Linked DNA regions of Mus musculus: regions 2, 3, 4, 5, 6 and 7 are each linked to region 1. The links are chromatin loops, found by intact Hi-C in ENCODE. Cell type or tissue: heart. All regions are shown on one strand. Region 1 has its middle 44 kb from the start of Sema6d. Region 2 has its middle 76 kb from the start of 4930583P06Rik. Region 3 overlaps Gm39920 (a long non-coding RNA gene). Region 4 overlaps Gm39920 (a long non-coding RNA gene). Region 5 has its middle 29 kb from the start of 4930517E11Rik. Region 6 holds the start of Myef2 (myelin basic protein expression factor 2, repressor). Region 7 has its middle 98 kb from the start of Sema6d.

Region 1 (4,000 bases):
CATGTAAGGAAAAGAAGCCTTAGTGGCTGACACGGGGTCCGGTTACTGTACACAAAGTCGGGGGGGGGCACGTATATCTATAACAACGATGTGCGGTCCCTCTCTAAGGATGCTGGAGTTGACTACTGACCAGTCCAATTCCCCCAGTGCTCTAACTCAGACCCTACTGCAATACTTCCCCTACCTCTTCCCCAGCGCGCTCCACATTTAAGAAAACAACAACACCACCAAAATAACCAAAACAAACAAAACAAAAAAAATCCCAAGTTATTAGATTTAAATAGTACAATGGTCCTGGTAGCCGAATAATGAGAAAAAATTCCAAACTCAGCTTGCATCCACACCTTCAAGTTCTTAGAACCCAAGAGTTAGACGCCCGACTGGGAGCTGAAAGCGCTTCCAAATTTCCCCAGGGCAGCTACTGCCTCGATTTCTACAGAGGGTCATTGCAGCAGAATCTGGAAGTTTCCCTACCTGGTTGTTGGGCTCGGTTTGCCTGCCTCTGCTCCAGGCTACAAGACGCCTCTGGCTGCGAAAGACGCGGCTCATACAAAATTGACTTTTCCTTATTTGTTTCCATCCATAATTGATGGGGAGCTGAGAGCGTAACACGTCTCCCGGCCGAGCCCTTGCCGCCTGGAGGAGACCCGGTCTATGGCGCTTCTGTGGAGCATTTTTTCAGCCAGAGAACAAAGCACGCAAAGTTGCGGGGGAGAGTGGCTGGGAGACCCGCGAGTGGGTGCTCACGGTCCCCGCGTGGACAGTCAGTGGCTCCGCACTCCCAGGCTGTCCCTGCGTTCTCCCGGCCGAAGCTGGCCCGGCGGCCCGGGCTGCGCTGCGGGCGGGCTGGAGGCTCCAAGCCCCGCAGCGAGGAAGGCGGGCTCACCCTGACGGCTTGCGGAGCGGCGCCGAGCCGGCCCTGCCAAGAAGAAACTTTTCCTCGCAGCCCAGGGTGTCTTTTCTTCCCTTAGGGGTGCGCCTCAGAGGAGGGGTGCGCCTAGGAGGAGGGCCGAGCTGCCCCGCCCCGCCCCCAGGCCGCCCACCGGCCAGCTGGGACTGGTCAGCCAGACCTCCCCTGGCGCCTCGGGCACCGCTGGAGACCGTGTGGCTTGGGAGAGCAATGAACTCCCGGGAGCTACGACGCTACGCCCACGCAAACACACGCGTCCGCACACAGCTGCGCTGCGGGCTCCCGGCTCGGGGTCCCACCCCCATCACGCACCCAGAGCGTCAGCGGAGCTTGGGCGACTGTCTTACCTCTCATGGGGAAGCCTGCTTTTAAAAACAGACAAATGAAGCTTGTCACGGTCAGACAGAAGAGCCAATCAAGACAGTGTGCAGAAAGAGCAATCCCACGGTCTCGGGTCTCGTCTTGCGATCTATCCTGAAACTCACTCGCTCCAGCCCTGGCGGCGGCTGCGGCGGCGGCGGGACCCAGCGCGAGCAAAACAAACCGCTGCTCGGCAAATGGTGTAATTCGATCCATCTCCGAGTCGCTCCCCTAGATCTCCGCTCCCTGGCCACTCTGCAGCTCCCACAGCGGCCAGCGCCGCCCAGAGCCCCACGCGCGCCGCGGCCTCGACCCCGGTGGCCGCCGCGTCCCTGATCGCGCACGGCCGCGCGCCCAGGCTCTCCCACCTTATCCGAGCGGCTCCTCCCGCGCCTCCCGGAGCCGGGTCGCCCAGCTGGCGCCGCCTCTGTAGCCAGCAAAGCCGCCTCTCCCTTCCCTTCCTCTCCCTTCCTCCAGGCGCCCTCACTACTCTCCCACACTCCCCCAGACGTCCCGAGGACAAATTGCTGCAGCCCAGTGGTGCCATGGGCGCAGTTGTACCCCGAAGTTTTGACTTAGTTTTCTAGTGTAGGATTTATTTTTTGGCTCATTTTACAAGCCCCCTCCCCCATTTATCTTTATAACCACCAAGTAAAACAGCTGGGAAGACGCAATCAAACATAGCTGTAGCTTTAGAAAATACAGAAATTGCCTACTAAAAATCTTATTTCCACTTTGAATGAAAGCCATTCAGTACAGTGTAATTTTGCAGGCTAATGAGCCGGTTTTACAGGCAAGTGTTTCGTTTAATACGTTGTGGGAGAAATGAAAATGTCCTTGAAGCGACATCATTTAAGATGTACGGACTGTCATAAATGAAATAAAAGAATCATTTATTCCCAAACAAGAGGATCTTAATTCAAAGTTCATTTCCAAGAACGGGCTATGTTTATTAGTTTCCAATCTAATCATGTATCACTTAAGGGTTCTAAGTGGCTGGAATCAACCCTGATGCCCTCTCTTAAAGAGAGAGAAAGAAGAGAGCATTTCCGCCAAACTTTTGGTTTTCCTTTGAGTGTGGTTAATTACCATGGAAAGAGAGACCCGGCATGGAAGCATATTCTTGTCTATGATTTTTCCTGCTTTTCTCTCGCACATAGATATATGTTTACATTTAGGAAGAACACTGCCCTGGAGTTGAAAAGGAACTTCAAAAAAGACAACCCCTTTTAAAATGCAAGCTCCCCCCCCCCACCCTGTTCCTCCTGTTACAAGAAAGGGATGGGGGGACAGAAAGAGCAGCTTCCGAGGCTAGCTCAGTGTTGGTTTTGTTTTTTGTTTTTTTGTTTTGTTTGTTTTTTGTTTTGTTTTGTTTTGTTTTGTTTTGCTGTTAAGTTTTTTGTTCCTGGTTGGCTGGTGTTTTCTGGTTGTGTGGGGCTCTGACATCACTGCAAGTTACTTGGCAGTCAAGGTCCTCCCCTGGCCAACTTCTGACCCAGAAAGCTGGGGCTGTTTCCTGGCCAGCAGTTATTTCTTGTTTTCTGCTCTGCGGGCAGAGGGTGGTACTGGCCACCCTGTGAAGATGCCAAGTGAGGAAACAAGTCACCGGCCACCCCGACAGGTTTGCCAGTTGTCCCATGTCTGCAGGAGCAGCAAAGGTTCATTTCAGATTCCTGAATCCACCCCCCACAAACACCCCCAGTCAACATCTCACGTTGTAGCTCAGGCTAGCCTGGAGCTTATTTAGCCCAGGCTGGCTTCAAACTTGAGGCAGTCCTTCTGCTGAAGCAGAAGAGACTCTGGAGCATTGAGATTACTAAGAGTGAGTTACAACATTCAGTATAAATTGGGTTCCTGCACATGTGGGCAGCCTTAGAGGAAAAGATACCCAGAGATTACAGTTTTACCCAGACCGAGTCTTTAAATCCGGGAATAAAAGGAATGATGGTCTGGTGGGTTGCTGGAGAATATGCTGATGGGTCCTTTGAAACCATGAATTACATGTTTTCACTTTAAATATCAGCCTGGACCTCAGAGTCATCCTTCTGTTTGCTCTGTCGGAGGCCGAGAGGCCAGAGCATGACATGGGTAGAAAGGTCAAAGATTACTCTTGAGGATTTACCATGTCTGTGTTGTGTGTGAGAGGGGGAAGGGTGGGAGTTGGGGGGTGTTGAGAGGAAAATGACACTCTTCATTTAGTCTTTAGTAGAAAAGCATCCAAGGAAAGCACTCAGGCGGCTGTCACTGCAGTGGTTCTGATTCCCATCATTTCTGTCCACTTCATACCATTCAGCTCTTTAATCCTGTTAACTTCTGCCAATTCCCGTTCTCCCACCCACTCTGCACTCTAGGCACTAACATTGGCTCACACTCTGCCCCTCACTGGAGCACACTCTCCTGATGTTCCTGCTTTCTCTGGTATCCTATAAAGTGGTTCAGCTTCATTTCTGATTTCTTGATTGAACAACAAGTTGTCTAGGTGTCAGAGTACCCTCAGCCCACAAACCCTCTGTATGGGCCGGAATGACTGTCTTCTCTGTTATGAAATGTTATTTAATTTATCTTGCTTAGGATGTCTCCCAACTGGACACTTGTTAATGGGCCAGGGTTCTCCTCTTCCTTTCCTGGACAGGCCTGGTGCCCAGCACTGGGGGGCACACTCAGTAAATACTTGTGGAACAGGTGTGGCGCCAGAGCCTGCAACATTCTCATACTCTCTTCTGGGCCAGA
Region 2 (4,000 bases), 310 kb after region 1:
ACTTTATTATAAAGAATTTGTGAATAAAAAACATCTCGGACTGAAATCAACCAGACCCAAAGTCCATCTCTCTCAAATGAACTGCTATTCAGTAAGAACAACCATTCTGAAGCTGCAGAGCTTCAAGTTAGACTTTTCATTTACCATGGGCGTATTTTGGGTGGAAAATAAGTGTACAAGAATGTATTAAATAGTATCTGCAGTTTAATGACACTGCTGTTAAAAAGTTTACTTAAGTTCTACATCTAGGTAAGGAAACCACGACTCATGCATGGGAAAAACAAAGGTTTGGTGATAGCTTCTAGGAAGCACAGATAATAATGCACTGAATGAAATATGAAAGGCAATTTTTAAAAAGAAAAGTCAAAAGGATTCCATGACAATTAGATGTAAGACATCATAATGGAAGCAGGCAAGATACCCCAGTGGGTAAAGGCACATGCCATCAAACATGGTGTAACTGAGTTGTACCACTGGATCCCATATGATGGAAGGAAAGAACTGACTCCAAGAAGCTGTTCATAAGGGCCCACACATATATACACACAGTGACTAACTAACTAACTAACAACTAACTAATTAACTAACTAACTAACTAACTAACTAACAAAAATGCTATGTGACATTGCATGGCCAGTCCTGGTATCAGTTTAAATAACACATCTTCTAGCTTCCCGCATTTTCACTGTCATTTTTTCATTATTCACAAGCAGATTTTAAGAAACACAGGCATCAAAGCAAAGGTAATGTAACAATATAACTAAATAAAGTAGTAGGCAATTTGAGAAGAAGATACTTAAAAGCTAAATACATCAGATTCATCATTTTCAAATTCACAAATACAAAACCATGCCTGTTGTATAAAAGCATCCAATGAAATGGCAGAGAGTCACAATCCGATCAATGTACCATGAACATGCTGTTAGACTTCATTAAAATGAGGACTCAGAAGAATATGAGAACTATTTTAAGGCAGTGTTCTTCAGAGAACCAGATGTGCTGAAGATAGCCACACACTATGGAGAGAGATCAGTCTCAACTTGAAGTGAATGAGAAGCAGGCATTATTTCAAAATTTAGCCTATTAACTTCAACAACTCAAAGCTCCACAAATTCACTAACGTCTAGATGATGTGACTGTACTAAAAGTGCCCTGACTACTCCTTGGTGCAATGCCTACTTTATATTAGAATGTATACAGATACTGGGATTCCTTCTAGAAACGTTGTAAATATTTAGTTACTGGTGGTTTCAGCATTTATTTCCTGGCATCTGATCTAAGAGTGTATATGTATGTGTACACGCATACACATAAACACAGATACATAGGAGTGAAAGATTTCTATTTTTAAAACCATTTTTCAATAACATGTGTGCTCATCTGCTGGTATCTTCAACATTATAACAGTGTTTTGAAGTCACAGCACACAGATGTGCCTCTACTGGCAGCAAGTGTCCAGTGTGGAGGCCTCTCCACCAGCGCCAGATAGTCTTCTTGTTATGCAATCACTTAATTAACTACAGACTTCATTCCCTTACAACCCAATCTCAAGACTCATGCTAAGGCTGTTACTGCCCCCTATAGAACTTAAAATAGCCACTTCCTCTTTTCTCCCACTGACAAAGACTATGTGTTCTGACAGCCAATATTTCATCTCAATAGAAACAGCTCACTGTAGGAAGTGAAAATCATGTCCCTTTTTGGTCCAATTGTACAACTTAAGGAACTGCAGATATTACTTAATTTCTCTCTTTTAATCCAGTGTAACCCTACTATGTTTGATGTTTAAGGATTAATCATGGAGTTCTCTTGTGCTTTCTTTAGTTTTGGTAAGATAATTTACAGGAAAATGTATAGATCAAAACATATTTACCTAAACAATTTCATTTTGCATCTAGTACAGAAATCCAGATCTCTGTAACATTTTCTGTGTTTTGTTATTATATCTTTAAATCTTACCACTGCAAGCAAACGTGAAAATCCTTAAATTGCTGGCCTCAGAGTTCCCATGTCAACTGGCATCTGCTCAGGTTGGAGTTCCTGCCAAAAGTCAAAGACAAACATTTATGAGACAGAGCCTGATGGCTGATTATTTAATCCCGTGTGTCCAGCACTGCCAGCATGCGTGGGTTTCAACTGCCTGCTGCTACTTTAATAATAAGCCCTCTTACATCCAGCTGAATGCAGTGTACCAATGGATGCTTCCCCCTGCTCTAATAAGAGACCGATTATCGATCTTCACCTAGATGGTCCCATTGAGACCAGGCATTCATGAATACAAACAGAAAAAGAAAAATGGCACACTGAATAATTAGCTTTAATAAATAGGAGCATAATTTCTATGAAGAAAATAGTGGCCAATCTAATTATGAGGGCAATTTTGCTGAATATTTTGTAAGAGGTATAGGGTACCAAATATATTCAACAGTCAAACTAAACAGCAGTCTCCAAATTCTGTCTCTTCCCTTGGCACAAGCTTTGGAGGCTGGGATGGAGCACCTTGCTCTAACCACTCTACTGGGATAGACAAATACGGACCCAGAAATGGACACGCTGAAATGAAAGAAAAATGAATCTTATGAACAAAGTGTAAAAACTTAAAGATAGCATGGTGAGAAATAATTGAATTAATGTTTAATCAGTTCATTTAACCTGAGATACCTTAAATCAAAAAAATAAAAATAAAAAGATGAAAAAATAAAAATAAATTAAAAAAAAGATGACACAGAGCCTGGAGATATAGCTCAGCTGGTCAAGTGCCTTCCAGAGGAGCAGGAGGGGCTGTGTTAAACCCCCAGTTCCCACCAAAAGGCTGTGCATAGTACATGCCTGTAACATCAGTGATGGAGGAAGGCACAGAGACAGACTTACCCAACATCCTAGCCAATATGTGAGCACTTGGCCCAGGGAGGAGACCATGATAGCCTACACACACACACACACACACACACACTTCATTGGATCAGATTTGAGAGACTCTGGGATCTCTCAGTTCTGCTCTGATGTTCCAAGTCATTAGAGGGCACCTGACTGGATTGTCTATGCATCCAAATATATATATATATATATATATATATATATATATATATATATATATATATATATATATATATATATATTTGCTCTGAGGTAACAGATACCAGTTTCCTTATTTTTCACGGATGACATAAGCACATACATACATACATTCATTTACCATCTGAGATATTTTAAAGCTAGAACATACAGTGCTTAGTCCCTCTGATATAGGTTTGTGTTTTAGAAGCACATGACTATTCATGATAGCTTTTTGATGGAAAAAGAAGACATCAGCCTTATATTTACCATCTGCTGAATTTTTTAATGAATAAATATACTTGATTTTTTTTTAGTAAGTCAAAAATATGGATCAATATTAAGGATGCAAGTTTTCACTTATAACTTTGGAAGAGTTCTTGAGCCTTCTTTCCAAAAGATCCTGAATCAGGATCTGGGCCGGCTCCCGGAAGAGGCCATCCTGTTGTGCCTCACCCAAAGAGCCAGCTCATGACTCAGCAGTGAGGCCCCGATGAGATGCACTTGGTGAGAAAGCCCCTTTCAGTGAAGCTGTCACCTTGTTGAGTTTGCTGATTCTGTCAGCACAGGCTGAGCTCGGAATTTAGTGGGAGAGTTGGTTAGAAGGCGTCAGATGTGGTACTTAAAACAGAAGCTGGCTTAAACCTTTGCCATCAGCAGGACAGGGAGAGTTTGTGTGGGTGGCAGGATTGCTTCATGCTTGTTTCAGTTGTGTATTAAATAAATGATATTTTGAAACCCAGGAAGCAGACACAGATACCCCACCACATACACATACTGTCATTATTTAGTCAAAACCTTGAGAAACAGTATTTTGCATGAGGGGCTTGAATCTTTTCTTCCTTAGAGAGTTGGTAAAGCTCATGTGTTTATTCATTTGATGAATTTGCCACTTATCTCATCGCTCACACCAGAATGTGCAACTTCTTATCAGACCTTATCTTTT
Region 3 (4,000 bases), 130 kb before region 1:
TGCTTAGAAACCTGAAACTAGTAGTATGGTGTGTGTGTGTGTGTGTGTGTGTGTGTGTGTGTGTGTCTGTCTGTCTGTCTGTCTGTCTGTCTGTCTGCCTGTCTATGGAAAGTAAAAGAAATTATACTGGTTTGTTGTGGTCAAGTTGGAACAAACTACAGTCATTTTGGAAAAGGAAACTAATTGAGAAGATATCCTCATTAGATTTCCTATAAGAAGGTCTAGGGGATATTGCTTTTATTAGTGATGATGTGGGAGATCCAGGTCACTGTGGTGAGCTGTCACCCCTGGGTGGTATAAGCATACTCGGTGCAAGTCAGTATAGAGCATTACTCTTTGATCTCTACAGGAGTTCCTGCCCAGGTTCCTGCTTGAGTTCCAGCCCTCCTTGAACTTCAGCATCCTTTAGTGATGGGCTGTGATTCTGACAAATAAGGCGAATAAACCCTTTCCTCCCCACGTTGTTTTTGGTCATGGACTGTTCTATCACAATAGAAAGCAAACCAGACAAGTAACTCTGTAGGGCTTAAGCTGAGTTTGAGGTAACTTCAGATAGAATTTTTGGAATAGTGCTCTCTTGAACTTGGAAGATGACAGATCTCTGTGTGGAAAACATCCCTTCTGTGATTGGCTTCAGTTGAGGAGTTCTAGACCTATCTAGCCCTAAAACTCTCTGAGTAGATTACTAAACAAGACCCAAACAAACAAACAACCACTAAGTCCTTAAAAGAGACATGATCCTGTCATTCCCTCCTCCCTCTCCCCTCCATGCACAATTCAGCAAATACATTCTTTTTCCTAGGCCACTGGTTGTCAGCCTGTGGGTCTCCACCCCTTTTGGGGGTCAGAACAATCTTTTCACGTGACTATCAGGTATCCTGCATATCAGACTTTTACATTTTAATTCATAGCTGTAGCAAAATTACAGTTTTGATGTTGCAATGAAAATAATTTTATGGTTGGGGTCCCCACAACATAAGGAATTATAGGGTCACAGCATCAGGAAGGTTAAGAACAACTGGTCTAGACTTAAATGGTGCACCCATTCCAGGACCCTGCGCCATCTCTGTTTATGTAGACACTGACTGGAAGACCGAAAAGGGAGTCTAGGTGTCCAGGCTCAGTGTCCAAATTGCAAATGGGAAGTCTTATAATTCAAATGGAGGTTCCCTTATGTCACTCCCCAGAGCTCTTATCAAGCCCCATAATAGTGAAATGAAAAAAGTCACTGAGTCAGGAAATAATCCAGGGCAGTAAAGTGGATTTCATTAGGGACCTAAGGCATCAGATGCTAATAAAGTAATGAGCAGCAGGGAGATTAGTATTATTTTCTCTGTGGCCATTTGGAGAGAATGGTGTGTGACAGAGGACTGCATGTCAGGAACTCTGAGCATTTTTCTTACTCTCTGCAGCTTGTTTATATAAGAAGCTCTGTTTGCGCGATAGCCAGTGGAAATGATTATATTGCTGGGAAGTGGATATCATCACAAGAACTTTCTGAATAGGAGCATCTCACTTTAACTTGGCTTTAAAATTCTCAGCAACATTGTACCCTACAAGAACTGCCCTCTTCCAAAGAATAACAGAGAGCCTTTACTTTCTGAGACATGGCGTTGCTTGACTGTTTTCAATCCTGAGCATATTCTACCTTCCCTGGTGTCTCAGACATATGCCTTTTCCCATTTTAATCTCCACTTGTTTCAAGCTAATATTGAATATCCTCCAGAAAGAGGAAAGACCCTGGGGGCTGTTATTTTGACAAGCTATTCCGGATAGGAGCCCCTCTCTTTCCCTGACATTCATTTCTTGTTTCTTTTGGGTAATTAAACACAGAAAAGGTCACTTAGCATTCTGGCAATAACAGGACGTGGGGAGGGGAGCAACGGCAAACAATACGAGGAAGGCAGCACTATTTTTATTTTTCTTCCCGTTTCTCTGGTTATTTCTTGATTATTCGTATGCTATCTGCTTCCTCTAAGACTCTCAAGGCAGTGTAATTTGAAAGCACCCCGGAAACACCTGCCTGTTACTAAGTTTAATTTCTTGGCAAAGCACCATTGCCACACCAACATGAAAATTCGATTTGAGTGCTTCTAAGTTTCAGTGGAATGGAAACTTCGTCTCGCCTACAGCAGCTGTACTCGCTCGTATCTGTTCTCTATTCCAACATTCACTCTGGCTAGCCCCAGGGAGGCGTTTCCCATAATGCCTTGCTGGGATTCCCAGCTAAAACGGTGGTCTATCTGATGCTGCTCCTTTCCATTTCAGTGAGAAACATCTATTTCCTCCACGTGGTCTCCTCTTCCCTTAAGTGACTCGGGTTTGGTGTTAGGATACTGTCAGGTTTGTGGGAGAAAGAAAGACAAGAGCAGCCCCTTCAGCCTCAGCTCAGGGTTGGCACATCAGCCCTTCAACTCCATCCTTGTAGTTTCAAAGTTTAGGGAACTGGTTTATAACCCTTGTCACAATTCCCTGGGAGGGAAAGAGAGGAGAGAGTGAGGGAGCTGTGTGCTATCCGTCTGCTCCAAAGCTTTGGGTCACGTGGCTTGAAGAAGGTTTCAACTCTGGTTTATTTCTGTTGGTTTTGAAAGCTATTTCAAAAAGGGTTTATTGACAAATTTATTTTATCTCAATTTTTGACTCCCTCACAGTCAAGAGCTGCTTCTCACTTACTGTTTGGGCCTCCGGTTGCTCAAGCACACTTGCCATATTGTAAAATAGAAGCATCCTAACCCCAAGGCAGAGACATAAAAATAGTATTTTAGGTCAGGCCAGACCTCACGAGATGATCTCTCCAGTTACCTAGGTTGGCAGGACCCTCCACAGGAGTACATGCAACAAACCCCTAGGGCTTGTTGCAGTTCCTTACCCTTCAGCCTTCATATTCTAACTTCTTATCAGAGAACAGACATCTTCCCCTTTCTCCTTTGCTTTCCCTGCCTGCCTTCCCTCACTGAACGGCAACTTCACACTTCCCTGGTAACAAAGGTGACTCTGTCTGTCCTAGTCCTAGAATCCAGAGGCACACAAGGAGATGGCTTCCACCTTAGAGTGGTCTTCTGATCCAGGAGTTTCCAGAAGAATTCTGGCACAGTAGGGGGCATGGTGGCTGCTTGATGTGCTTTCTTGCTTTGCCTTCATCAACCCCCCTAAGGCCTTCAGACATGTTGAATCCCTCTGCCTATCATGCCTGCTCCATCTGTCTGGTGGAGCTATGTTTTGGGACAGCAAAGGCCATCCAGTGAAGGGCAGATTGCTCTGGGGAGGAGAGATATGAAGCCAGCTCTTCATAGAGTTGCTGGTATTGAGAGCTCTCCACTCTGCAGAGTGGAGTTCAGTTCATACTTCAGGTTTGTAATGAATCTCGCTCCCACCATGACCTTTCCTGGCGATATTTGAAGCTTTGGTTTGCAGAACTCTGTATGGAAGCCTTTTTATAATCAGGATACATCTCCGTGGTTCTCTTGATTTGGTTTAATTCTTCAGTCACAAAGCTGAGAAAAAAGAGGCTGTCTTTAGTTCCCTGGAAATTTTTTTTTTTTCAGAAAGTCACACATAGTCCAATTCCGGTCCTCTCTCTGTAGCTTTCATATAATATCTAGCTCTGTCAGCAGTGCAGTGCTTTGCACACTCACCTGGAGCATTGTGACTTTGGGATGATCTAATAGGTCATTCCTCCTGGGCATTCCTTCTTCTCTTTGACGATTTCTCCATCCACAGAGATAACTTGACTGGGGTCCTGCCAAGCCGACGACTGTTCAAGGTGTCTGCTCTCCGTAACTTTCAGGTATCCTTCTTCACAGAATCCCAGTCACCCTTGAAACTTACCTTCTTGTCAGAAAAGAAAAGGCATTTTGTCTCCATTACTTTCCAAAGGGTAATCTCTTACTCTAATGCCAGTTTTATTTTGATTTTTTTCCTTTTTAATCAGGATTAGTTTGAGATTCTTGAGTCAGGTCTTTCTTAAGACTGTCTAGAAATGGTTATTAGATCTGAAAAT
Region 4 (4,000 bases), 170 kb before region 1:
TAAAGCACGTAGGCACTAAGAAACTCCTGTTCCACTTCCTGTTATGACGTGGGTTTAGATATTTGAAGAAGAATTCCGAAGACTCATTCTTCAACTTCTAATGAGTGCTTTGCTAATTGAGAAGTTCCTACTTTATAAGTTCAGGATGGGTAGAAGCACTTTTTTCAGGATTCTTATTCAGACAATAACAGGCAGCCTTCAAGGAAGAAAAACAAAACAAAACAAAACATTCACCACTGGAAAAACAAGAGATTCAGAGCAAATATTTAACAGTCAAAAGGGGTTGTGATCTCTGGCTTCTGGAATATTTTTATGTCAAACAGATGGAAAAATACAACTAGAGGAGTATATTTTCCAGGATTTCCTCTTTGGCCTCTGAAATGCCAGTTTTCAGTGACACGGACTCATCTGGATGCAAAGCCATATGTTTAGTAGCCTCATCATTTTGCATCTAGATGTTCCCCACACTGGGAGTGGCCTCAGTGAACACAAAGGAAGACAGTCATTGCTTAAAGCAGGGTGACCATTGGGACCCCCTCTCCACCATTTGTGGTTTGCTTGAGACCAGTGCAATCTGCTGTCAGACACTGAACACAGCCTGCGCTAACTGTGCTTCGGAGCCCTGGGATCATGCAGGCTCTCATGCATTTGATGGCACTCATTTATCTTCCCAAACTGAGTTTGACTAATCATATCCTTCTCCCTTTCCTCCTTGTGACTTTCATTCCTGCTTCCTTTAAGACAGAGCAGAAACAGAATTATACTTTCAACCTTTCCATACAACTAACGTCAGAGAAATAACAGACTCACAGTTGCAGATTACCCAAAAAAAAAATAATCATCCAATTATATACTGAAACTGGGATGAATAATTATGTCACTAAAACCAATTGGCACAAAAAAAAAGCCAGACCCATGAAACCAGGACATTTGGCAGGATGTGAGACTTTGACTGGCAGCAGAATTGCATGGCCCTTTCTGTCTGTCACCTGCTAACACAACTGGACACAGAGACAGTGGTTAATAGAGCCAGAAATATGAATATGAAAGTTGGGGCCAGAGCTCCTTAGGGCCAACTTAATCAGTAGGGCTGAATGCATCTGTGTCTGGGAGAGGAAACACTCGCCCTCCCCATGCAAACCTTGACATGTATACACTAACTTAGCAGCTCCCTGGGCTTTCCTAACATAATTCTTTCCTCTCACAAACAACTTAGAATGGAAAGGAAACACTTTAGCCATTTGACTACATCAGTCTTTGAATACTGTTTTCCAGACATTCAGGAGGAAAGGCTCGATTCACAGCCCTGCATCTTTGCAATGCAGCAGTGAGTCCTCATACTATTGCACCGTACCCCTGATTCCTGAGCTGCCTGAGGCAGATCCTTCTGGATTGTTGAGAGAGACTGAGTTGATCCAGAGTGATGTGTTCTGTTGGCACCAGCTTTGAAAGTCCCAGTTCAAAGACTACACTTGCTATTCGAGTTATGAGTTTGTAAATGTGAACCTACTCAAGAGAACATGAGTTGGTGTGATGTCATCAAAGGACGACAAGTCCAGCTCCCATTGGCTGCTGGGAGCCTGGACAGGGTATATAATAGGCTATGTGCATCTTACAATCATATGTATGTCTGTATTTCTACTTGGAGGAAGTTTGGTGTTTGGAAGGTTAATTAACTATGGCTACTTAGAATAAGATTCCATTCATTATTGCTATGGTGAAGTAATTTTATTAGTGAAAAGGTACAGAGTAGCCATGTTACTTGACCTCTGACATTTCCATCCCCCAACTATGAATCTATTTGTACAACAGGACCAGGGCTTTGTACAGAGCTAAGGCATAAAAGTAGATTTTTTTGAAGACCCAATATCTACGGTAAATTTCTAATAACCCAAAACCAGTTTGGCTGTCGTGCCTGAAAACAACATGAGGTCTTTTTCCAAGTGGGTTTATTACTTTTCCCCTAAGGGACAGAGTGGCACTGGCAATGAATGCCTGTGTCTGTTAGTCCAAAGGAAAAGTGGAAGCAGGATGGCCCTGTTGTGCCATGCCCTTCCATGCCAGATGAAATGCTTCTGCACACTGGCCAGAGAGCCAGCTGTAGGGCAGGAGGACGGGATGAGCAGCCAGGGTCAGCCAAGCTGCCAACTGGACATGAGGAAACTCGCCTTGCCTTGCCATGTGGCAGTCTGATGACCAGGAAGTGTGGCTGGTGCAGAGCCCGAACAGGAAGGGCTTTGAAATTTTGATCTTCATGTTATGTAACAGATTCCTGGCAGCATTCATAAAGCATCAAAGTAAAGAATCAGATCTCTCTCTTCTGAAAGACAAGGGATCTCTATGAATGAATTATAGTTAAAAAAAAAAAACAAAACAAAACCCTGTGAACAACCAGCTTGAACGCCTCGAAGAGCTGCTTGTCAGCTTCCTTTCTGTCTCATTACCACTGGCCTCTGAGTGAAACCACTCTGTAAGTACCAACTCGCCTGCATCAGAGATTTAGAGAACAAAGGTGGCATAAGAGAGCCGACTAAGCCATCTTCTGATTCATATGCAGCTAGAGAGACGAGCTCAAGGGGGGGTACTGGTTAGTTCATAATGTTGTTCCACCTATAGGATTGCAGCTCCCTTTAGCTCCTTGGGTACTTTCTCTAGCTCCTCCATTGGGGGCCCTGCGATCCATCCAATAGCTGACTGTGAGCATCCACTTCTGTGTTTACTAGGCCCGGGCATAGTCTCACAAGAGACAGCTATATCTGGGTCCTTTCAGCAGAATCTTGCTAGTGTATGCAATGGTGTCAGCGTTTGGAAACTGATTATGGGATGGATCCCCATTGGTCGTGCAAACTTTATATGCCTCAGTACAGGGGAACGACAGGGCCAAGAAGTGGGAGTGGGTGGGTGGGGGAGTGGGTGGGGGAGCGTGTGGAGGACTTTTGGGATAGCACTGGAAATGTAAATGAAATAAATACCCAATAAAATAAATTAAAAAAAACAAAAAAAATGTCAAAAAAAAAGAGAGAGAGAGGCGGCTCATCCTTTTTCTGAGGTGTATCCCATACTGACTTGCCATAGAGGGGCTACGGTTAATCTTTTCTTCACTTCTGCGCTGAACTCTGATGGGATAGATGTGGTAGGTAGCTGCAGTTCTCTGCAGGGCAATGTTTAAGAGGCGGTATTAGAGCGAGCTGAACCTCAGCTGCATTGACTGTGCGTGGCCTGCGTACAGGAGGGTTGTCCCTGCAGGGATGCCCGGGGGTGAAGGTCGGTTAAGATACCCACCTCTTAAGCTTCTCAAGCCCTTTCAGTGCCTGGGGCAAAGAGGGATGGACGGGTGAGGGAAATAGTGTCTTCTGCCATTCTATACGTATTTTTAAAACAAGGCAGTAAATATTACTTTTGAGTAGTTTGAAGTTTGCTGAAGAATGAGAAGTTCCTAAAGGTTTGTCTCACATTTCTCCTCCACACCCTGCTCCCATCCTCCTCTTTACCCCTCGTATGAGTGTGGTGTATCTCTTAGAAGCTGACAGACTGATGGTCATTAACTGGCATTCTTAGTCTACAGGAGTTCTCACTCTTTGTGATGCACATTCAACTGGTTTTGACAAATGTTGTATATTTTGACATGTGCCCTGACAAGTGTTTGACACTCTACCATCACTCAGAAAAAAATGTCATTGTCCTAAAAGTACCCCTGGCTTGCGCCACCTGTCCATCCCTCTTCTTCAGTAGCCCCCAGCTAGGACTGGTCTTTCTTTTCTCCATCTCTCTAGCACGACCACTCTTGGAATGTCAAACAGCTAGAACCAGTGGATAGGCAGTACGTGTCGAAAAGGGCTCTAGTAAGCCATCCCAAACACTTCCTGGAAATGCATGACCAGTGAGGGACTTTCTCGGGTAGGCATTCACGCCAAAGCACCCACTCAACTTGAATGTAATGCCATGCTGCTAGCTCTGCCTGGTCATGTAGGCTCCAGAAGTATTTGAGCACATTTACCTG
Region 5 (4,000 bases), 510 kb after region 1:
CTCATCAAAAGCTATGGAAGGACCTGCTGGTGCCCTTCACTGGTATCAATAGCCACAACTACTATTAAGAATCCTCAAAACTCTATCCTATAGCAGATAGCTCTTTCATTCAGATCTTAGTCACTACAAAAATCACTAAATGCTCCCATTGGGACATGACTTCTGGATCTTTCTTGGGGGTTTATTGATTAATATACTAGGCTATCCCTACAGTTCTATTCTTGTTTAGTTCACACTGCAGCTTCTCCCAAAACCCTTCAGTTCCCCGAAGATAATCCAGAAGGCATGGTCCTTAGAACTCACCCCTATCCTTTATCCTTTTTCAAGGATAGGGACCTCCTGTCTTTGTGACACCAAGCTTGCTTTTTTCCTGGCACAATGACTTATGGATCCTGGAAAAATATGGCTTTCCAGTTCTCTGTCTCATCTTGTTCACTCTACCAACTGGAAAGGATTACCACCCTCCTGTCTACCCTCAAGTCTTGTTTCTTCGGTTTCTTCTCAGGTTAAATAGACTTAGAAATTTCTTTTCTTTCCATCAAGAGATCAAATATTTTCTGATAAAATGATATTTACAGCTATATAAAAAACTGGTAGGCTGGTGAAGTCCTTCCAGGAATGCATGCACCATCAAAGAAGACTTTGGGCTTGTTGCGAATTAGCCTTCCCTTGCTGATTTTGTTGGAGTCACTAAACCGGAGGCTATGACCAACCAGTCTTGGACTTATTTCAGTCAACTAATCACCTCCTCCCCAAGTTCACATTCTGCCCTAAGATGTCACAAAATGACAAGACACAATTATAATACTTAAATTAAAAATTCACAAAAAGACAGATAGATTAACATCCCAGTCAATGGCTACAACCTAACTTGAAAAGAGAAGTGGAGAGGCCCATCCCTGCCATTCTCCTAATGGTTCACTACACTATCAGCTTTCAGAGACCAAATTCACTGTCGGCTAATGGTGAGTCAGTAAAGCTAGGTTTTTTCCACATCTAGAATCTAAGGTTCTGTATAGAACACAAGCTTATATGCTCTTACAAGCTGCCTTGAGAGAATGTTTTATGGCAGGGGATCAAATCTCACAGGGGTAGAGAACAATGGTTCTCAGAAGTTATCTAGAAGATTCCGTTGAAGATGCTACTAACCATGGCCCAAAGCCAACCACAGGTGACTTATAAGTCTAAACCACTGCAAATCAAAGCGCGAATTTGGCCACACTGACAGAGAAAAGCTTTCTAAACTCGTAAGTGACTTTTTTTTCCCCCTCAACAGTGCTAAGATCTACTATATCCTATTCATGTGTCGTTTTCCAGCATTTAGTATCTGGCACTTTTCCCAGTTACTAAAAATTCTCATGAAAAGAAGCAGCCACACAAATGCAAGCTGACAAGCCTAAGATCCTTTGTTGGTTTTCTTCCATAATTGATATTACATGTATATTTAGAATACACGGACACTGCAGCCCTGTGCCAGCCGCTCATTCTAACGTCTTTCACATTCTCTTGAATTGTGTGCAACTTCAGCAGTTTCTAATCATCTTACTTTTAAATACCTCTGCTTACAATATGAAAAGGCTTACAGCTTCATTTAAATTAAGACATTCCACATAGCTCTGCCTGCATTCTTTCAAAATACTCAGTCAATTAACATAAGCTACCTTCTAGAGAGGATTTGCTTTAAGTCAGGTGGAAAGAAATATTATTTCAGAACCAAAGAAGAACAAAGCCATGAAATAGATAGAAGATCAAATAATGGAATAAATTGTAAGCTTGTTTAAGTTCCTCATATTTTAAGAGAAAGTATATATATGCTTTTAAAGTGTTCTCCTATAGATTGCTTCTGGGCAGATACAGTCTGCCAGGACAGCTCTAAAGGGGACAAAATATCCAAAATATGGCAGCTTTTTTCAATCAAATGACAGCCCAAAAAGTCTCTGCAGATTCCAAAATACTGCAGGCTCAATCACCCTAGGGTGCAGTGAGCTGAAGCGCAGTTCATCATTCCCAGGGAATTAAATGTGCTGAGAAACAGTCCTGAGTCTGGCAATGTTAAAAATGGTTGAAACCAGAGCATGTCTAACAGCGGGGCCAGGCTGCCACCTGGAGGGCGGCAGGAAACACAGCTCCACGAACGCCAGTCTGTTCCCAACAGTCAAAGAGACCCTTCGGGCTGAGCTAAGCCCCCCATTCTGTTTTACTACTTGACAAAAAAGCTGAGCCTTTCTGTCCCATGGCTCATTGATTAGTGGACCACGTGGAGGCAGCGGCACTAGGTGAAGCCAAGTGTGCCACAGTCTTTCCTTCTTTCCAGACTCAAGGCTGGGGAGGCTCACCCTTGAGCACATCTTTTGTCTCATCCACCCACTTTATTGGTCATTGTTGTGGGTCTTATGTGTCATTTTAGAAACAGAAATATCAGGTCACTTTTCAAAATGTCTAGACTCTTCACGAAGCACTACATACAAGGAAAGAGAAAGCCACACCTTCAAGGTGTGTTGTTCACACAAAGTGAGCACTGGGTATTGTGTGGAGCTCCAATTCAGTCAGGATCACACAGAGAAAAAGACAGAAAGAACACCTGCTGTAGGGGGACAATTCTTTAGTGGCTGTTGAAATCCGATGGGTCAAATCCCTAATCCCCATAAAAGTATGATGTACACATGGGTGCTGTGTACAATATTTTTCCAATGTCCATTTTTTTCTTACATAGGAAAATACAGTAACTACCCCATCTTATCACATTGTGGAGGAGACTGAAATTATACTAATCAACAAGTAAAGATGGTATATAACTCTTAATACAAGCTTTTTGAAAATTAGACTTATCCAGATAGGAAAAAGAGGCAGGACACAGAATACCAACTGCCCAACTGCCAAGTCAGGCAAGAGAGAAAACACTGAGTCAGGAGATGCTCCAGGGCAAGCTGTCACCCTGGGCTGTCACCCTGGGCTATCACTGTGGGCTTCACTTCTTTCAGAAGTCTACACCCACCTATTTCCCTTCCTCTGCTTCTTGCTCTTTCTTTTCACAATGTTTGATCATTACTCAAAAGAAAGTATAGTACTTACTTCCAAAATAGTAAAGACATTTGTTTTGGTTTGGGTTTTTAGTTTCAACTAATTCACAACCTAAAAATAATTGTTTGGGGAAATAGGATTCTGGAAATAATTCTACTGTCCTATTGCATTTCCTCCGGGTAACCCAGCAGAGAGAACATTGGGCCTCTGAGAAGATGCAGGTGAGTACCAATTGGTCCCTACTGGATGTGCTGTTAGTCAGAGAGCTGTAGTGACACCTCCTGGCAAGACCAAAAGAGCACTGCCTTCCATAAAACTGTATTGTCACAACTTTATGATCAGAAACAATGAAGAAAATATATTTTCCCACATGTACTGTTCCTTGAAAGAAAAAAAGTCCATCTGTAGAGAGACACAGTCACAATACTCATATCCATGTTTGAATGGCTTCCATTTAAAAAAAAAACAGCTGAGTCCAAGGAAGAATATAGCTATGTTTTTATTTTATGATACCCAATAACTAAAGCTGGTTTTATCTACTCATCTGGGTATTGTGTACACAAAGTAACATTATCTAATGTGAAGCAGTAAAATTCTATAGAACTTATTTTAAAATTATACTTGTGTAGTATTTCTATCTGGGCTCTTTGTTGGTCTGATATTTCTCTTGAATGCCTGGACAGTTACCCCCAGCTACCTCCTGGAAGCATTTTCAATCTAGAATATTCTTTTTCACTGGACATCTTCCACCAAATTCTCTACCTCTTTCAAAATGCACTACCTGTATTTTGAGAAGCACTTTAATGACATACATACCAAAACTAAAATAAAAATAAATATTATTATCAAATTTCTCTCTCTTCTCAGAGCTTGAAAATGTTAATAAAGCTCTAAAAATATACTAGGCATCTTTCCTCCTTCTGTCTCACTTACTCACCCAGCCATATATACTTAGTTATTAACATATGCTTAGGCTCTA
Region 6 (4,000 bases), 510 kb before region 1:
TTCAACATCTGTTACCTAAGAGTTTTTCAATGTGCACACATAAACTGGGAAAAAAAAAATTCCCAGTGAGGGAATTAAATTCTCCTTTGTCGATTTCGCTACCCTTAAGTATGCTGTCAACAGCATGGAGAAGGAAAGGTTCATCTCTTCTAGGAGCCCCTCAGTGATCCTCAGTTATGATAACCCTTAGCTCTTTATGAATTCACAAGATTGGGGCTAAAGGGTAGGCAGAGAGCCATTTATCTTAGGCTCACAGTTTAAATCCTGCTTGGTTGTGGGTTGTCCTGGTGCTGTTTGTATTCTGATGTTAATTCTGCTTCCTCCAGAGGGGTTGCCCCCTAGAGCAGTCGCAGCAGGTGAAGTCCTGCGAACCTTCCCATTTTAACTGGTCAATAAAGGCGAGAGCCCGTTTTTTGGGCAGTGGTGGGATAGGAAGAACGGGAGATCTCTGAGAATGGGCACAAGTAGGGAAGAGGGAGGACGAGAGGAGGAAGGAAGACAGTGAGGACAATAGCCATGTTGGAGCAGAACCACGTGGCCAGGAGAAACCACAAGTAGCAAGGGGTCTTATAGCTGGGGAATGTTAGTATAGTGTTAGATCTGCCCAATCTAGGCTTATATCTTATACTTATAATAACTGGATTACGTGGTTTTTTTTTTTTTTTTTAAGATAGGCTTATTGGGGTTGGAAATTCCAAGACACTGCCCCCCAAAGCTCAGTCATTAAGAATAGCTCTTTTAATGGGATATTTAAATTGGCATACTCTGGAGTATGGGTAAGTCTCATGTGTGTGTTTAATTAAATTGTGCTTTTAGCTCGATTACAGCTCTTGAATAGTGCTGTTTCCCAAAGTCCTCCTCCAGCAGAGCTCTAGTGTCCCTTCCGAACCTTCTATTATGGTTTGGTCACGATGAACTCTTGAAAAGTGTTGAAATGTGAAAAAGGTTTTTGCAGGAATCTACTAGTCCAGGACTGTCAGATGGAGTTCCTTGGAGAAATTCAATGGTAACAAAAGAATACATGGAATAGTGAATACTTTGAAATCTAGGGTTGAGGTGGGGTGGGGTGGGTTAATCTGGTTTCTCCTTGATTGAAACCCCATGGGAGCCTTAAGAGATAGACTGCGATACTGTAGCACTTGGCCCTAGATGAAGTGTTTTCTTTAAATCTCTACCTTGCAGGGAAGGAACTGCTGTCTTTACCTGAAGAGAAGTGGAGAACTGAAATGCCTCAGCCGAGGAGAAAGCCTAATTTTCTCTGCCAGATTCCAGCACCTGTCTGCTAACTGCAACCATTAGGCCCCAGGGGTGACAGTACAGAAACACAAAAGTATCTGTTGTGTTTAGGACACTATGTGGGTAGAACGCCAAACTCAGAATTTTGTAGATGACTCTCATCTCTAATAAACTGTGTCTGCCTTATGCTGTTCACTTTTTTTTTAAAGAAGGAAACATTTGAGGAGGTCTTAGCTTTTTTTTTCAACTGAAAAAGGCCATTTTAGTGTGAAGTGTAATCATGACACTCAGGTTTATGAATCTTTAGTATTTAGGGGTAAAATCTATAATCCAAACCAAAATATGCATTTGTAGCTAGTCTTGTATAAGACTTCTTTTAAAACAATTTGTTTTTTCCATGTGTGCGTGTGGTTTGCCTGCATGTATATCTGTGCACCACAGACATACCAGCGCCTATGGAGTCAGAAGAGGTCGTTGGAGCTCCTGTATGTGGGTGCTGGGAACCGAACCCAGGTCCTTGGCAAGAGCAGCAAGTCATCCTAACTGCTGAACTCCTCCAGCCCCCTTGTACAGGTTTTCTTAAGAAAATGATGGACTGTCCAAATCGATAGCTGCCCCGAGAATGTAAAAACTTCGACCTCTTAGCTGATTGCTAAGGTCTACAAAAATCTTCAGCCCTCAAAGAAAGTGGTCAACTTGTCCTCAGCTACCGGTGCTCGCTGGCGGGTTCGTAGAGCATCCACCCGCAGAGATGGAGCTGCCATAGTCCTCTCATCCAAAGGCCCCGTCCCCGAGGACCCCCATCTCTGCCCCCCCAGGCAGCCCGCGCTCCCTCCGCAGGTGGCCGCGCCGGAGCCCCGCCCCCACTCACTCCCCAAGTCGCGGGGCCTCGTCCGCTCTCGCGAGATCCCGGCCGCCGAGCGCTCGGGGCCTTTTCAAATCGCGATCCGTTACCGCTTCTCCGGCCGCCGCCATTGTAGCGCTCGGAGCCCTCATCGCGGCCGAGGCGGAGCCCGCGGCGGGATGGCCGATGCCGACAAGTCCGAGGCGGCCGCGGGTGACGACGGCTCGCAGCAGCAACCGGCTGAGCCGCGGCGAGACACGCACCCCGGCGAGCCCGAGAAACCGCCGCGCAGCAGCGCCAACGGCGTTAAAATGTATTGTCTCCCCCGGGCGGCCGGGCGGGAGGGCGGCCGGGCAGGGCGGGAGGCGCGGGCGGCCCCGGGGCGGGAGCAGGTGCGGTGCTGGCGGCCCCGGCCTCGGGCGCGCGGAAAAACGGTCCCCTTTAAAAGGCCCGAGGCTAGCCTCATCCTCGGGGAGGACCCAGGGATGACATCATCGGTCCTTTCCCCTCCCGGCCCGGTTCCGAGCCCCGGTGAGGGCCGCGTGTGCGGTGGTGGCTTCCAAAGTGTTAGAGCTCACCGAACCCATTGTGTTCCTCTTGATTGGCTTTCGAAAAAGGAGGACTTGGTCTCCTCCACCCACCCGGTGATGGTTGTGGGCCGTGCAGGCTGGTTTATTTATTCATTTTTTTAAAAACACAAACTCAGTGTGTAGTGGCCTTCATTTTACTATAATTCACTTACGATATAATTAAATTACTGAAATATAAATCTGAATTTGGCAAAACTGGGAACGCAACCCAGGGCCTCGTGCAGTCTCCAGGCAGGCGCTAGGCCACAAAATGACACCCCCCCTCCACCGAATGCAGTGCTTTTTTTGTAGAAGAAAACCCGAGGGCTGAAGGTTGGATCTGTCATCTGTGTCTGTAGAGAATTTAGTCGACGTTAATCCATAAGATCTTAAGTTGTAAGGCAGTAGGATAGGGGCAGATTGTGCTCGGCTGTCCTTGTCACGTGGGGCTATGTGAAGGCAAACATTTATTTTCCTATGGCTTATTCTGTAAAAACTGAAGTTGAAAATAATGCCAGTAATTTGTTAAAACACCCTCCACCTCTCCATCCTGCCACGGTAGAAAGCAGTGAACACATGCTTTCTGACATGAAGTCAGAAAAGGGAAAATGTCTTTCTGGCTTTTGTGTGGAAATACTTGAGGCAGTGATTTGGACCAGTCTGTTGAAACCGGCTGAATTGAATTGGTTGCAAACTAGATGGGGTAGTGCTCCTCAGCTTCTCTATGACAGTCTCGCTCTTAGGGTGACATCATTGTATATTTTTTCTTAACCACTGACAACGTATTTAAGAGGAATTACCCCAGTTCCCTGGGGCCTATCCTGAGCTTTAGAAGTTCAGTGTTTGCTGTTTTCCTGATGCCTATATTCATTTTTGAAATGATATATGATATATGTGGAGAGGCACTTTAAGAGCGTTCCATTAGACAGAGCCTGTTGTGTTACCTTTGAATTGGCTAGGAATACCTTAAATATGGACATTCGTCTCCCTACCCACCTGGTGACTTTTGAACAGGAAGCATCGTGTGAGCAGAACAGAATTTTGCAGGTATCAGATTTGCAGGGCTTGAAAGTCAGTGCAGTTTGCTCATGGATGGAGAGTGTGCATGCATCAACCACCGAGAAATCAGAAAGCAAGGAAAGCCTATCTCTTATGCCTGTCAGATCTTGGGCTTTTTCAGAGATTTGCTATTAAAAATAGAAAAAAAAAGTGGAGTGACTGTAACAATATAGTCACCCTCTGTGTCTTTGGATTCTGTATTCATGGAGTTAATGGTGAATTGGAAATACCCACATTGTATCTATATGGAAAGTAAGCATACATGATACACGCGTTGTTTTAGGTATTATAA
Region 7 (4,000 bases), 54 kb after region 1:
CACTGTTATATCTACGCGCTGTTCATAGTACAACAAAGTGCAAACTGACCCAAGTTATCTGAAAGCTCTTAACACGATGTAGAACTTTAGACTGTGGTTGTAACAGTTCACTCCAGCCACAAGGCACATGAGGAGAGATATATAAAGTCAGTGGGGTTCAGTCCTGAGATAAGAGATGCCCCATGGCTGGATTACAGGAGGAATCATTTTTCAAGGCAGTTTTAAAGACAATTTTACTGTGTTGAGAAAAATCTTACAGAATAGACATATTTATTATTATTATTATTATTATTATTATTATTATTATTTTAAGGGAAGGATCACTGCAGAGAATGAGCTTCTTGGAAGAGAAGTGGCTGATTTTGGAGCCAATCTAGGTGTAGCCTAGCACTTTGGAAATTCCCTTAAGGTAGAGGTTATTAACATCTAAAACATTCCCAGGAAGCCTCCTGGATGCTACAGGCTGCATGTCTTCATCCCTCAAATTGACTTGTTGAATCGTAATACTCACAGGGTAGAATATGGAGATGGGGCCTTTAGAAGACATTGAGTTATGGTAGGGACACCCCTCACTGAAAGGGATTAGTGATCCTATCAAAGGTCCCCAGAGAAGCCCCTCAGACCTTCTGAGAAATACCAAGAGCATGGCCATCTGTGAACTAAGAGCTGCTCCTTCACTAGTCCCCAACAACCCAGCTCTGAATTCTGGAATTCCATGTTCCAGATCTGTGACATTGTTGTTGAGACATTAACATTGTTGATAAGCCCTCCAGTGTATGGAGCGTTGTTACTGTCACCCAAGTGGGCTGAGGCCTCTTTGTGCAATGCTATAGGGATATGAACATATAGCCCAACACAGGCTTCACCACCATGTAATTGAACACCGTTTGCAAAATTGTTCCATGTGATCATTTACTGTTTCAGAAATTCAAGTCCTTGTTTCAGTTGTCCATGCCTTACAACTGACCAGCCTACAGTTTGGTGGCATTTTCATATGCTCACATATTCTGTGGCTCTGGCATTTGAATAGGGCTTGACACCAGTAGTTTTTGTGTTCCATAATTCCAAGTGCTTCAACTGGAGAGACACGAAGCCTGGGCGTGACAGGAATCCTCTGGCTGCCTCTTTATCCCCTTGTCAGATATAGGAGTTAAGAGGATTCCAAGGCTCAACTTAGATCAGGCTTCTGACTGGATCTCCTGGGAACAACTCACACATGTGGCTTAGGCTAGCTCCCAGGATGGCTGTCCCTCAGGGTGATTGAGCTTGTCTCTGTTGTAGTCTGTTTAGGATGGCATAAAACCATAGAAGAGATATGAGAATGGTGACAAACTTGGAGAGCAATTTTCTTTCAAACACTGAAAGTGTATTAATATGTAGACGCTTCACTTGCTGCTTGTGTGATGAGCACAAAGTCTGGATGGAAAAAAGTATGGAGGATCACTTCTTGGACTTTTGGCTAAGACCAAGTGTGAAGAAATATGGAAGAAAAAGAAGAGGTTTGGGAAATTCTCATACCAGTCATGGAAGGAGTAGCCGAGTTTAATTCAGCACCATTCTCTGCACACTGAGTGGCGCATGCGTATATTGCCATTGCATATCCCTGCACTTCCTACACAGTTCCCATTCTGAAGAGATGCCATCAAGCCTAGAGGACTTGCTCCATTCAGAAGCATTTTGTACGCTGCATCCCTCCCGATTCTTTTAAACAGAAATGAAGGACAAGCCAACTGAGCACAAGGTTATCCCTTCAATGCCACAGGGATGCTCTCAGTCAGGCTGTTCCTAAATATAATACCCCAATGGATTACTTCCCAGAGGCTTTCATAGGATGCTGGCCTCATCATGGCACACAGACTTGTCTGGGCCCAACTTCCTGAAGCAGGAAGGCCGTTCTATTTTTTGTTTCCTCTCACAGCAGCAAGGAAGCAAACACTGCTGGAGCAGGAAGTCTGAACAGGAATTTGTTGACAAAAGCAATTTTTGTAGATTTAAGGAAAAGGTGTCTTGTAAATTTCCTCTAACAGCTGGCTGACCATTTCAAGAGACACATACAGGATGTGTGACCTCTAATGCTGTGGGAACATTCAGGATGGGTAAGCACTCATACCCTAAAGCACCTTTTAGGATAGCAATATTTGTGGCCTAAGAATTGAGACAAGGGGTGGGGTCTACAGATAGAAAGAAATCTGGCACTCTGGGTTGGTTCTGGACACACTGTATTATTGAGTCACTGTGCACTCTGGCTTGGCTCTGGATATACTGGGCTGTATTGTTGAGCCAGTGTTCAGCTTTTCTAGGTTAATGTGTGCAAGTCTCTTTTTTTAAAGGAACATGAGCCCAGAGAGATGGAGATAGTGGTTAAGAGAGCTTGTTGCTCTTACAGAGAAATAAAACCACCTTTAGCTTACAACCACCTATTACTCCAGCTCCAGGCGATCCAATGCCATCCTCTGTCTGACACGAGGATAAGGCAGGTAGATGGTGCACGTGCATGCAGACACAAACCACTTGTGCACATAAAATAAAAATATGTCCTTAAGGGAAAAGAGACAAAAGGAATTTCCCAGCCCAAGTCTGCTCATGGGCAGCTTTTCCTGTTCTTCTGTCTGACTGCAGTTTTGGCTTCCTAAGGAGTTCAAAGGAACAACAGAAAAGAAAACAGACGCACAACTGAAGAGAGGAAAGGGAAGAAACAAAGCGGCCAGCTGAGCAGAAAGTGTGGGAACACAGCAACTCTGAGGCCCTAAGAGCCCAGGATAGCTCTAAAGCTGCGGGAACAGACAATCGATTTCCCCCTTCCTCCTCAGAGCAGCAATCTCCACTTACAGAGACACATGAAATAATAAGCCTCCCCCAGTCAACAGGAGCATGCATCAGGTACGTCTGACAAAGGAAGACATTGTTAGGATGTGGAGAGTGTTTCTGAAAGATGAGACAGAAGGGCTCCCAGGTAACACCAGCTGATAGCTGCCTACTCTCCTTACCACTGTCAAAGCTGGGAAATAAAGAAAACCCTTTATGACAATTGCAGCCAGAGTTGTGTAGCATCCATGCTCTCTGAGGTCACTCATGAAGCCTACACAACCTTTCAGATGGATGCCCAACTAAGGGAAATATATAAGAAACATCACAAAGAATTGATGGATGGGTTCAACTCAGAAGATGCTGTAGAGAGCGAGCCTGGGTGCTCAGTAGCAGGTTGCTTGGTTCAGGCCTGGGGAGCAGACAATCATTCCAGACCAGTGGGGCTCAAGTGAGGAGGATGGAAGAATTTCACAGGGTGCATAGTAGGGAGGCAGAAGGCAGGACCAAGGAGGCATGGCAACCATTCTCAAATGCACATACCCACTCACAGATACAAGCACATATACATATTTAAAACTAACTTTGAAAGTCTTTAGGAAAGAAAATCGTCCTATGAAAAAGCATTGCTATCTTGAATGTTTCCTGACATATAGTTGGAGCCTGCAAAACATTCTATAAACACATGCATTACCCCTCTAGAGCTCAGTAGTTATTTAGGTAAAGAATCTTCTCAAATAAATCTGTATAATAGATTTTCCCTCTAGGCATATGTATGAGTTTCTAGGGGATAGAACCCAGGGCCTTGAACATGCTCTACCACCAAGCCACACATCTAGCCCAGAGGACTAGGTATAGCTCAGGTCAGTTTTGAACTTGTGATCCTTCTGACTCTTCCTTGAGAGTAGCAACAAGTCAGGCTGTCTCTGCAGGTTTGAACACATCATTGTCACCTTACTACTTTGAAGCAAGTGACATAGTTTTATATGCATGTGTATAAATATGGAAGGTGAATAGGAATCACCATAAGGACTTGATGCTATGTGCAGTGACAGAATGTCAGGGGTAAGAATCGCTTAACTTTGAAGCTCTGTTACCATATCCAGGGTCATTCATTTTCAGATTGGCTCCCACACTCATTTCTGCGTTTTTATTCATAAGAAAAATATAGATAGTCAAGATAAGGAAATATAAT

What was found. A loop is a pair of places that touch in the nucleus more often than their neighbours do. Peaks named below come from ENCODE experiments on the same cell type or tissue, not always from the same donor. Only the 100,000 strongest peaks of a DNase experiment are listed, where the experiment ranks them.
Region 2: it touches region 1 in a loop (2.6-fold over the local background); 3 of 42 quality-filtered maps call a loop at or near these places.
Region 3: a loop joins it to region 1, with 2.6 times the contacts of the local background. A loop is called at or near these places in 6 of 42 quality-filtered maps.
Region 4: it touches region 1 in a loop (2.2-fold over the local background); 5 of 42 quality-filtered maps call a loop at or near these places.
Region 5: a loop joins it to region 1, with 5 times the contacts of the local background. A loop is called at or near these places in 13 of 42 quality-filtered maps.
Region 6: a loop joins it to region 1, with 2.7 times the contacts of the local background. A loop is called at or near these places in 2 of 42 quality-filtered maps.
Region 7: it touches region 1 in a loop (3-fold over the local background); 4 of 42 quality-filtered maps call a loop at or near these places.

What each region holds. Positions count from the first base shown.
Region 1 is chr2:124,607,535-124,611,534 of GRCm38, reverse strand. It overlaps a transcript of Sema6d not described here. Among named protein-coding and RNA genes, the nearest start is that of Sema6d, 44 kb to the left of the region's middle. In heart, CTCF peaks have their summits at 769, 1,530 and 1,732; DNase peaks (open chromatin) are centred at 1,094, 1,504 and 2,794; H3K4me3 peaks cover 2,654 bases; H3K27ac peaks cover 3,339 bases.
Region 2 is chr2:124,296,615-124,300,614 of GRCm38, reverse strand. It overlaps a transcript of Sema6d not described here. Among named protein-coding and RNA genes, the nearest start is that of 4930583P06Rik, 76 kb to the right of the region's middle. In heart, CTCF peaks have their summits at 1,355 and 1,563; DNase peaks (open chromatin) are centred at 1,474 and 2,094.
Region 3 is chr2:124,739,109-124,743,108 of GRCm38, reverse strand. The region is part of intron 2 of Gm39920 (a long non-coding RNA gene); the gene reads left to right. Among named protein-coding and RNA genes, the nearest start is that of Gm34484, 20 kb to the right of the region's middle. In heart, no CTCF peak of the experiment used is centred here; a DNase peak (open chromatin) is centred at 2,098; H3K27ac peaks cover 1,997 bases.
Region 4 is chr2:124,774,093-124,778,092 of GRCm38, reverse strand. The region is part of intron 2 of Gm39920 (a long non-coding RNA gene); the gene reads left to right. Among named protein-coding and RNA genes, the nearest start is that of Gm39920, 18 kb to the left of the region's middle. In heart, no CTCF peak of the experiment used is centred here; a DNase peak (open chromatin) is centred at 2,142.
Region 5 is chr2:124,099,194-124,103,193 of GRCm38, reverse strand. It overlaps a transcript of Sema6d not described here. Among named protein-coding and RNA genes, the nearest start is that of 4930517E11Rik, 29 kb to the left of the region's middle. In heart, CTCF peaks have their summits at 2,108 (motif pointing left) and 3,321 (motif pointing left); a DNase peak (open chromatin) is centred at 2,173.
Region 6 is chr2:125,121,778-125,125,777 of GRCm38, reverse strand. It overlaps Myef2 (myelin basic protein expression factor 2, repressor), which reads left to right and starts at 2,118. Exons shown (of 16, transcript NM_010852.2): 1 at 2,118-2,393. The coding sequence starts at 2,260. It overlaps Gm46759 (a long non-coding RNA gene), which reads right to left and starts at 2,134. Exons shown (of 2, transcript XR_001783448.2): 1 at 1,684-2,134; 2 at 1-989. In heart, no CTCF peak of the experiment used is centred here; DNase peaks (open chromatin) are centred at 2,137 and 2,527; H3K4me3 peaks cover 2,393 bases; H3K27ac peaks cover 2,098 bases.
Region 7 is chr2:124,553,154-124,557,153 of GRCm38, reverse strand. It overlaps a transcript of Sema6d not described here. Among named protein-coding and RNA genes, the nearest start is that of Sema6d, 98 kb to the left of the region's middle. In heart, no CTCF peak of the experiment used is centred here; DNase peaks (open chromatin) are centred at 1,863 and 2,203; H3K27ac peaks cover 976 bases.